Regions from separate parts of the Homo sapiens genome. Here region 2 is linked to region 1. Evidence: chromatin contacts called from ENCODE Hi-C or POLR2A ChIA-PET data. All regions are on one chromosome and are shown on one strand. Each heading gives the region's core, a stretch centred on a gene start or an enhancer-like site at or near the end of the contact. The rest is flanking DNA. Distances are from core to core; before and after follow the strand shown. Region 1 overlaps SIAE (sialic acid acetylesterase). Region 2 holds the start of HEPACAM (hepatic and glial cell adhesion molecule).

Region 1 (4,396 bases), core at 733-3,232:
AGTCACTACAGGCAGTACTGCTCACACTTCACATGTTAGAAGCATGTAAGATGCAAAGGTGGGGAGGAGAATGGTCGTTCTGAGAGAGGGGCAATCCAGGTGGACTGGAGGATTTGTGAAGGAAAGGCAAAGTTGGAAAGATAGCAAGGCAAGTGTTTGTATAGTTGATTCTTTTGTATTAAACAATAAAGAACCTCTGTAGAGGTGATAGCTGCACGACATCGTGAATGTGCTAACGTGCTACTGAACTCAATTGCATGTTATATGACTTTCACCTCAATTAAGAAATTACAGAGCCACTGAAATTACTGACATGATCAAAGGACCATTTCAAAAGATTGTTCTAGTGATCATACAAATGGCTCTGGCAAAAAACAAAATAAGGCCGGGCATGGTGGCTCACGCTTATAATCCCAGCATTTTGGGAGGCCGAGGTGGGTGGATCACCTGAGGTCAGGAGTTCAAGACCAGCCTGGCCAAAATGATGAAACCCCTTCTCTACTAACAATACAAAAAATTAGCCGGGAGTGGTTGCAGATGCCTGTAATCCCAGCTACTCGGGAGGCTGAGGCAGGAGAATCACTTGAACCCAGGAGGCGGAGGTTGCAGTGAGCCAAGATTGTGCCACTGCACTCCAGCCTGGGCAACCGGGCAAGACTCCATCTCAAAAAAAAAAAAAAAAAAAAAAGAAACCAAAATAAAGGACTTAACGCAGAGAGACAGATTAGTTAAGCAGCTATTATAATATTCTAGACACAAAAACAAAGATCTAATCTACAGAGATAGTAGTAGAACGGGATGATGAGAAATAATAAAAACTGACAAAACCAGGCAACCAACTGGATATGGAGAACAAGAGGAAGGGTAAAATCCATCATTCGGAAGCCACGGCATCTGAATTAACTGTGTGGCATCTCAGGCATCCAAGTAGCACCAGAATATTTGGGGAATAATATTGTTCCAGAAAGAGCCTGTGAAGGATCCACAGCTCATGTATTATCAGTCAGCTCATGTATTTATTCATGCTTTTAACAAATATTTACTGAGCACCTACTCTGTGTCATGCACTAATACTGGCCTAGGAGATAGAGCAGTGAACAAAACACAAGAATCCCTTCCCATTCTTATACCCTAGTGGAAAGAGAGAATGAATAACAAGATAGATCTGTAAACTACATATCCTATGAGAAAGTGACAAGTGCACTGGAGAAAAATATAATAGGGAAGGAGGAGAGAGTGTCAGAGTTGAATGAAGACTAGAAGGAGATGCGCAAAGAAGCTATGAGGATATCTGGGTATGTTAGGCGGATGACCCACAGGGAGCCGCATCCTTATACAATACTCTCCTCTTTGTGGTAGGGGGAACTCGTAATTTGATTCTAACCAATAGGCTATGGCAAAGGTAATGGGATATCACTCCTGTGATTATGTTGTATATGGCAAAAGTGAAGGGATTTTGCAGATGTTACAAGTAACGTCCCCAGTCAGCTGACTTCACATTGATCAAAAGGGAGAGTATCATGGTGAGCCTGACCTAATCAGGTGAGTCCTTTCAAAGAGGGTCTAGAAGCCAGGCCCCCTCCCCTGCTGGCCTTCAAGAAGTAAGCTGCCATGAGTTCTACAGCTTCAAGGAGGTGAATTCTGCCGACAACCACATGAACTTGGAGGAGAACTCCAAGCCTCAGATGAGACTCCAGCTCTGTCTGACACCTTCACTTCCACCCTCAGCAGAAGATCCAGCTAAGCCATGCACGCCCAGACTTCTCACCCATAGAAACTGAGATAATAAATGTGTGTTGTATTGTTTTAAGCTGCTAAATATGCAGTCATTTCTTACTCAGCAATAGAAAACTAAAACAGCAGGAAAAGAACTTTCCATGAAGAATGGAAAAGAAAATGGCAGGCCCCAGGACGGGAGTATGCCTAGCGTGCTTAAAGAAAAGTAAGGCAGCCAGTGTGGCTGGAGTGGCATATGCAAGGCAGAGAGAATTAGAAGGTGAGGTCGGCGGGTAATGTGGGCAGGGGGCACATCATGTATGGCCTTGCTGACCTCAGCACACGGGGACCCACTGGAGCCTTCCGACCCGACTTACACTTCAAAGAGTCACTTTGATATATTGAGAATATCCTACAGGAGGAGAAAAAAAGGTAAAAGCAGGAAGAAGACCAGTTAGGAGGCAATAATACAAGGGAGAGATGATGGTGGCTTAGACTAGCGCAGGAGGAGTAAAGGTAGTGAGAAGTGGTCAGATTCTGAATGCAGAGTGAGTTAACAGGATTTGTTTTCATCTAAACGGAAAGTTGATACACTCCTACTCCTGCAAAACACACAGGCTCCCAGAGAAAAAAATCTTTACTATTACTATGACACAGGCAGTCCAGCTATTTCTTCCTTCTTTTTCTGATGTTTACATCACCCTGTCCTTTGATTTAGATAGCATCTTATTCTTAGCTCCAGTTCCAGCCAATGAGAGGCATCAACCTATTATCTCTCTTTTACAAACCATGATCTAACTGTAAGTCAAACCACAAACTGGGAAGCAGTCTGGGCCAGCAACAACATTTTTTTTTGACTCCATTTCAAAATGTCTGACCCCATCAGAGGACTGCATTTTACACAGACTGTTCCACCCAGCCTTATTACTCACAGCCCAGAAAATACCTGACATCATCCCTATGAATGTGGCCAAATGCAACTTTGAATCGAGGATATTTTCTGCTCTCTGAGTTGCTCCAGAAAGATGAGAAAATCATCAGGAGTACACGGAGAGGTTGCAATAATAACAGAAAGGAGCCTTGGATATGATATGGAACCAATAGGCCATTTACAATTCTCTTATTAAAATTATCTTAGGCAAATCAGCTTTAACATAGGAAATGATAGAAGGTGCCACTGAAGCCTCACAGTAGAATCTCATGAAGACTAGAAAATGGGAATAAAAAATCTATTAAGTCACCCTACTTCTTCCACACCCAGAAGACAAAGTGGAACCATGTGCACCAGCCAGGGTCATAATGAAGATCACAGTAACAACGCCACAGGAAAGAGTCTGTGGTGAGAAAAAAAAAAAAAAAAAAAAACTAGCCTGAAGCTCAACAGGGAGCAATGCTAATAACAGTCCCTCAAGTCAAGGGAATTTTCTCAAAATGGCAGTTTGCTGAGAATTCTTGCAGCAATTCACTTTTTCATTGACTGCACTATTATATACTCGCCACATGGGGGCACCGGCGTACTCCACACCCACATGAAATTCCTGTTTTCCTAATCTGAGATACAGTGGGGCGCTAATCCGTCTCCCACAGTGGCTGGTAGAAATACTGCGGCTAATAAAGGCGTGGACCAGCCAAAGAATATAAAGCTGGCCACGCTCACAAATAACATGCTGCAGTTTGTGGTCTGTTCAACTGTTCCTCCAAATCCCTATTTAAAAACCACACTCCTTGGGACTCCAGCCCCTAGCCTCTTGCTGTTTCGCTCTCAGGCTCCAGGTGGCCTTTCTGCTAATAAGTCTGGGATACACGTGTCCAGCCCTGGTCTCTCCGTGGAACTCACATCCTCCATCTCTAGCTGTACTCTAGTCACTGCAACCATCATTTCAAACTTAGCACTTCTATGAAGCCAGTTCCTCTTTCCTTACAGACCAACTGTCCCTCCAGATCTTCTGATTTCTCTCATCAACAATATTCAACACTAACATTATCTGGTATGTTCCCGGCTTTCCATGGATGAACTCATTCAATATTTAAAATAACAAAGAGTTCAGTATCGTGTTCGAAATCACGTGGCTCAGGAGGTGTCACAGCTAGCATCTGAATGCACTTAGTCTAGCTCAGACTCAGTCTGAACCATGACGCTGTCATGCTGGGTATTTCCCTTTGAAGGGATATGTTTATATTTCCAGACTTCCACTAGTAACCAGCATGTTTTTGTTGGTGATAATAAAGTTAAAACCTGGAGGTTAAGGGACTTTCACTAAACTGTAAGGCATAAGTACAAGAATCAGGTCTTTCTGATTGCTATATTTCTTTTTTTTTTTTGAGACGGAGTTTCGCTCTTATTGCCCAGGCTGAGTGCAATGCTCACCACAATCTACGCCTCCTGGGTTCAAGCGATTCTCCTGCCTCAGCCTCCAGAGTAGCTGGGATTACAGGGATGCGCCACCACACCCGACTAATTTTGTATTTTTAGTAGAGACGGGGCTTCTCCATGTTGGTCAGGCTGGTCTCGAACTCCCGACCTCAGGTGATCCGCCCACCTCGGCCTCCCAGAGTGCTGGGATTACAAGCGTGAGCCACCAAGCCCGGCCTGATTGCTATATTTCTAGCACCTCACAAGATTCACAGCATATAATAAGCATTCAACACATACTTTTGGTTTGAGTTGGCTAAAGTCATA
Region 2 (4,688 bases), core at 1,542-4,041, 290 kb after region 1:
TGACCTCCCTGGTTCAAGCAATCCTCCCACCTCAGCCTCCTGAGTAGCTGGAATTACAAGCGTGCACCACTAGGTCTGGCTAATTTTTTCATTTTTGTAGAGATGGGGTTTCGCCATGTTCCTCAGGCTGGTCTCGAACTCCTGGGCTCAAGCAATCCAACTGCCTAGGCCTCCCAAAGTTCTGAGATTACAAGCATGAGCCACCGCTCCCGGCCACATTTAGAATGTTTTGGTGTATTTACTAAGTTACATTTTTCCACATAGAATATCCTTGATCACCTTTTGTTTTGTCCCAGTCTTACTGACCGACGTGATCTTTCTATAATTTTTTTCCTTACCATTTGATGACCGGAAAGAGTTTAGGGCCATCTCTGCTTTGTATATTTGTGTCGTTCCTATTCTCAACTCACTGTCTCCATACCTTCAGCTCTCATTATTTCTTCAGCTCATTGTCATTTCACCAAAGCCAACAGTAACCTCTTAATTGCCTTATCCAATGGGCTCTTTTGGGTCTTTGTCACATTGGATCTCTTTGACAACTTCAATGGTATTGATCTACTCCTGAAAACTCTCAACTCCCTTGATTTTCTGGACAGCACCACAGGCTTCTAGTCCTTCTGTCTCTCTGGCTGTTCTCTCTTTGTCTCCTTAATGGGCATTTCTTCCTCTGCTTCCTCTACAAATCTTGAGGTTACATGATGTTTCATTTTCATCCCACGTTTTTCCCTTCCTAAGTAATATTATCTATTCTTATTGTTTTAACTCTCACCTATGGGCTAACGGCTGCCAAATACCTCTCTCCAACCCTGACCTCTCTGCCACCCAACTCCAGGCTATGTGACATCTTCACACGGAAGCCTCATAAGTATTTCAATCTAAACATGTATGATACTCATTTTTTTTGTTTAAGGTTTCACACAGCAATCCTCCTTCCCTTCCTAAATCCTCCTACTTCCTACAGGTCACTAGCTCCTGACTTTACCTCTAAAATATTTTCTCAACATGCCTCATTCCTTCTATCTTTATTATAATTTCAGTCCATGTTATTTCTCCTATTTCTCTCTTGATCTATTGCAATAGCTTTTTGACCTGTGTTCCCCTCAAATTCATACGTTGGAGTCCTAACCCCCAAGTACCTCAGAATGTGAACTTATTTGGCAATGGGGTCACTGCAGATCTAATAAGAAGGGATCATACTGGAGTAGGATGGACCTAATCTAGTATGTGTCCTTATAAAAAGGGGAAATGTGGACATAGACATGCAAACACGGGGAATGCCATACCAAGACTGGAGTGATGCTGCCACAAGTCAAGGAATTACCAGAAGCTAGGAGAGAACCCTAAGGCAGAGCCCTCCCTAGAAGCTTCAGAGAGAGCATGGCCCTGCTGACACCTCGATCTCCCACTTCTGGCTTCCACGACTTTGAGATAATGCATTTCTGTTGTTTAAGCCACTCAGTTTGTGGTATTTTGTTATAGGAGCCCTAGAAAATGAATACAAACTTCCTTTCTTATTTTATTTGCCTCCAGTTTCCCCTCGAATGACCCCCTGCAGACTGAGTAAGCTATCTGAAAGGTACATGTAACCCTGACAGTCCCCAAATTAAAAACCGCTCATTCCCTCACCTCTCAATCCCCAGATTACGAGTCTGGTTTACAAAGCTCTTGCCTCACTCAATTCATGCTTTTCTCTCCAGCAGTGATGAACTGCTGGGCTCTGACTAAACACTTGATGTTATTTCAAGCTGTTGACCTTTGCTCATTTCCCAACCCTAACACCCACTTATACTCCTACCTTTTTTCCCCATCTTTTAAAATTCAGTGCACACATTCCTTCTACCAGAAAACCTCCCCCTGATATTCCCACACCCTGTGTCCTACCCTACCAACACCCCCTCCACCAGCACCAGCTTCCTGGATGGGGTAGGTGACCTTTCTCTGATTGCTATGCATTCTCTGCATAATTGACTTATGATAGTTCCTGCAGTTTAGTAAAATGATCTCCACATCTGTTTGCCTCACTAAGTTGTGAATTCCTAGGTGCTCTGTAATTGTGTGTGTGTGTGTGTGTGTATATGTGTATGTACTCATAAATAGGTATATTTAAATAAGATCACTTCTCAAAGGATTGGTAGGGGGCGGTAGAGGAGGTAAGCAGCTATGGAGTGGAGTGAATTATGGATAGGTGGGTATGACTATCCCACATTAGGAGGCTCATTATCTCCAAAGCTTCTTTCATCTGCCTTACTCTTTTACACACAGAGAAGCCAGAGTCGGGGGCTGGGGAGGTATAAAAAGAAAATTTCCCCTACCCCTACCCATCAAGCCCCACCACAATCCCTTGGAAAGAATGCCAGACTGGCCCACGCCAACAAGTCATCCCATACGAAATGGCCCAGTGCCCGCCATCTAATGTACTGAATGCCGTGGGAGCTCCAAAGTCATGCAGCCTTTTGGGGGAAGGGGGTAGGGGCCGCGCGGGAGGCACACAAAATAAAGAAATACGTTCAACGCTAATGCCTGAATTCCCTGACATGTTTCCCACGGCAGCTGAACTCTCCCCCACTCCTGCCCCAAAGGCATTCAGGCCCTCCACTCTCCCCTCCGTCTGCTGTAAAAGCCCCGGGTCCTTTCTTCAGACCCTTTCTTACCCTCTGGCCTCCTACCTGTCTGGATCAGAAGAAGGTAGACAAAAGGAGCAAGGCGCAGGGCCCTGGAGGCTCTGGACAGGGCTCCCCTTTCTCTCTTCATTTTGGGTGGCGTTCTCCAGCTCTAGTGCAGACAATTAGCATGATTTCTCCACTCTGGGCACGTCCCCTTTGTACCACTCGGAGTTTCTCTGCCCGAACACAACCCTGCCAACTTCCCTCTGAATACACAGAGCTCTGTGTATTGCTGGACTTGTTCTTTCCTCTCCCTCAGACCTGGCATTTTCTAGTTTCCAAGCCCTACATCCCCAGTTTGGAAGCAGGTATCTGCTTAGGAGATAATCTCCAACTCAGGTTCCAACATGGGGGGCACCGGCAGCCCAGCAGTTGGTTGCTTGTCTGTGCTGAGCCTCACTACCCAGGGAGATGAGGATCTGGGCTCAGAGCACTGAGCTGGGACACACACTTAACTGGACTTTGTGTCCCAACCTACCCTGTCTCCACCTAACACTCCTTCTCCCTGAGGAGGAGGGTACATGCCAGGACAGACCTCCAATAAGCTCTGAAAAGGGAGGGAGAAGAGATTTTAAAAAGCTGGGAAGTGAAAGACTCCAGACAACTGCTGAAGAAATGGAAAACCCCTGTTCCATCCCAAAGGAAGAAGACTGGAAAACAGCTTGAATTCTATTATTGTTACACTTGTCTTTCCGTGGCTTGGAATTTTCTCTTCTATCATAGAATCACATAGATGCTGGACACCTCTTTCCAGAAGCCACTCTGTTCATTCCCCTGCTTTCAGGCAATTTTCTAGAACATGTCTGAGCAAAATGAAGGTCATCTCCTAACAGCCAGCATCCTAGGGTTCTGTTACCAGCTTAACAGCCTAGCTGTGCCCTCCTGTTTTGAGGCTGTGAAGAGGAGAAACACTCTAGCTCTACTCTGACCCCCATTCATGTGTTCACACCTTTTCATGAGGGCGGCCAAGGGAATGGATGCCTAGTAACTGTGATCTTGGGATGGGCTCGCAACCTCTTTGAGCCTTCAATTTCTCATCTGTAAAATGGGGAAAAGAAGAGCTTCCTTGAGGGGAATTGTTGGGAGCGTTGATGGAGATTTGGTACAGAAGAGTACCTAGCAAATCCTTTGTTACAGAGATGATGTTTTAAACTTTTTAAAAATTGCCTTGTTTCTTTTTTCATTCATGCTGGGATCTTTATATTTTTGGGAGACCAAACTTCACAACTTCCTTCTTGGTCATCCCTAACCCCTGGTCTTGGTTTTGTAAGTGCAGCAATTATCTCTCTAAATATTCTTTTTACATACTGGAGAAAGCCTGAGTAGGTCAACTTTCTAGAACTGAAGCATTATTACATAGCCCTTCTGAGCCTCGGCAGAGGGAGAAGAGTTGGGAAGCACTGAACTTCACAGACCTCTCTGAAAACATTCTGAAATATATAAAGGGGATTCTTTTTTCCTTTTGCATTTCTGTGTTTATGACTTTTCCCTAGACAACTCAAGGCACCTTTCTTCCACTGGAAGAGGTAATGTTATTATAGCAGGTACACAAAAAGAGTCAATATTCAGCTTCTGACATTTAAAATAGCATTTCAAAGTCCATAGCAAGATGAAAGGCTTAGCCAGTCTTTGTAAGGGACAAAAGAGCATTCTAATTTCTTTTATCTACCCCTTGACATATCATAGATCAGCCTGTGGACTGGATCACAGAGTCCTTCTGGAGTGTAGATAAATGGCCTCTTTGCCTGTGATGGCTGGGCCTTGAGGCTTATGGATGGGAGTAAAAGGAGGATGCAGTGTTTGGGAAATAGAAAGCCCGAAGTCTGCCCTTGTTATCCTGAAGCACTGTGGAAAGAAAAATGTGCTAGAGGGAGACTAAAAGGATCTAAGTTCTCAATATCCCCACTTCCCCGCCCCAGAGGTGGCTCTTTATACCTGCACAGAATTTGCAAGGGCTTCTAGGTGTCCAGAAGCCCTTTAGGAGACTCAGAAGTGCCGAGAGGGTAAAGAACTGGCAGGAAACAG

What was found. Hi-C counts contacts between places; a loop is a spot of excess contacts on that map. ChIA-PET counts read pairs that join two places held with the same protein, here RNA polymerase II (POLR2A). Pooled maps may share reads with other maps.
Region 2: a pooled map shows a loop between it and region 1 (3-fold over the local background). The contact joins the promoter of HEPACAM here to the enhancer-like site in region 1. A Hi-C loop is called at or near these places in 1 of 50 pooled maps. POLR2A ChIA-PET finds 5 or more read pairs at or near these places in 3 of 52 experiments (OCI-LY7, SK-N-SH and T-cell).

What each region holds. Positions count from the first base shown.
Region 1 is chr11:124,641,294-124,645,689 of GRCh38, forward strand. All of the region lies in intron 7 of SIAE (sialic acid acetylesterase), which reads right to left. Among named protein-coding and RNA genes, the nearest start is that of TBRG1, 21 kb to the left of the region's middle. Within about 2 kb of position 1,983, at least 3 of the 41 ENCODE cell types and tissues checked have a DNase peak (open chromatin) inside an H3K27ac peak, as active enhancers do.
Region 2 is chr11:124,933,256-124,937,943 of GRCh38, forward strand. It overlaps HEPACAM (hepatic and glial cell adhesion molecule), which reads right to left and starts at 2,792. Exons shown (of 7, transcript NM_152722.5): 1 at 2,667-2,792. The coding sequence starts at 2,751. The region is part of intron 1 of LOC107984406 (a long non-coding RNA gene); the gene reads left to right.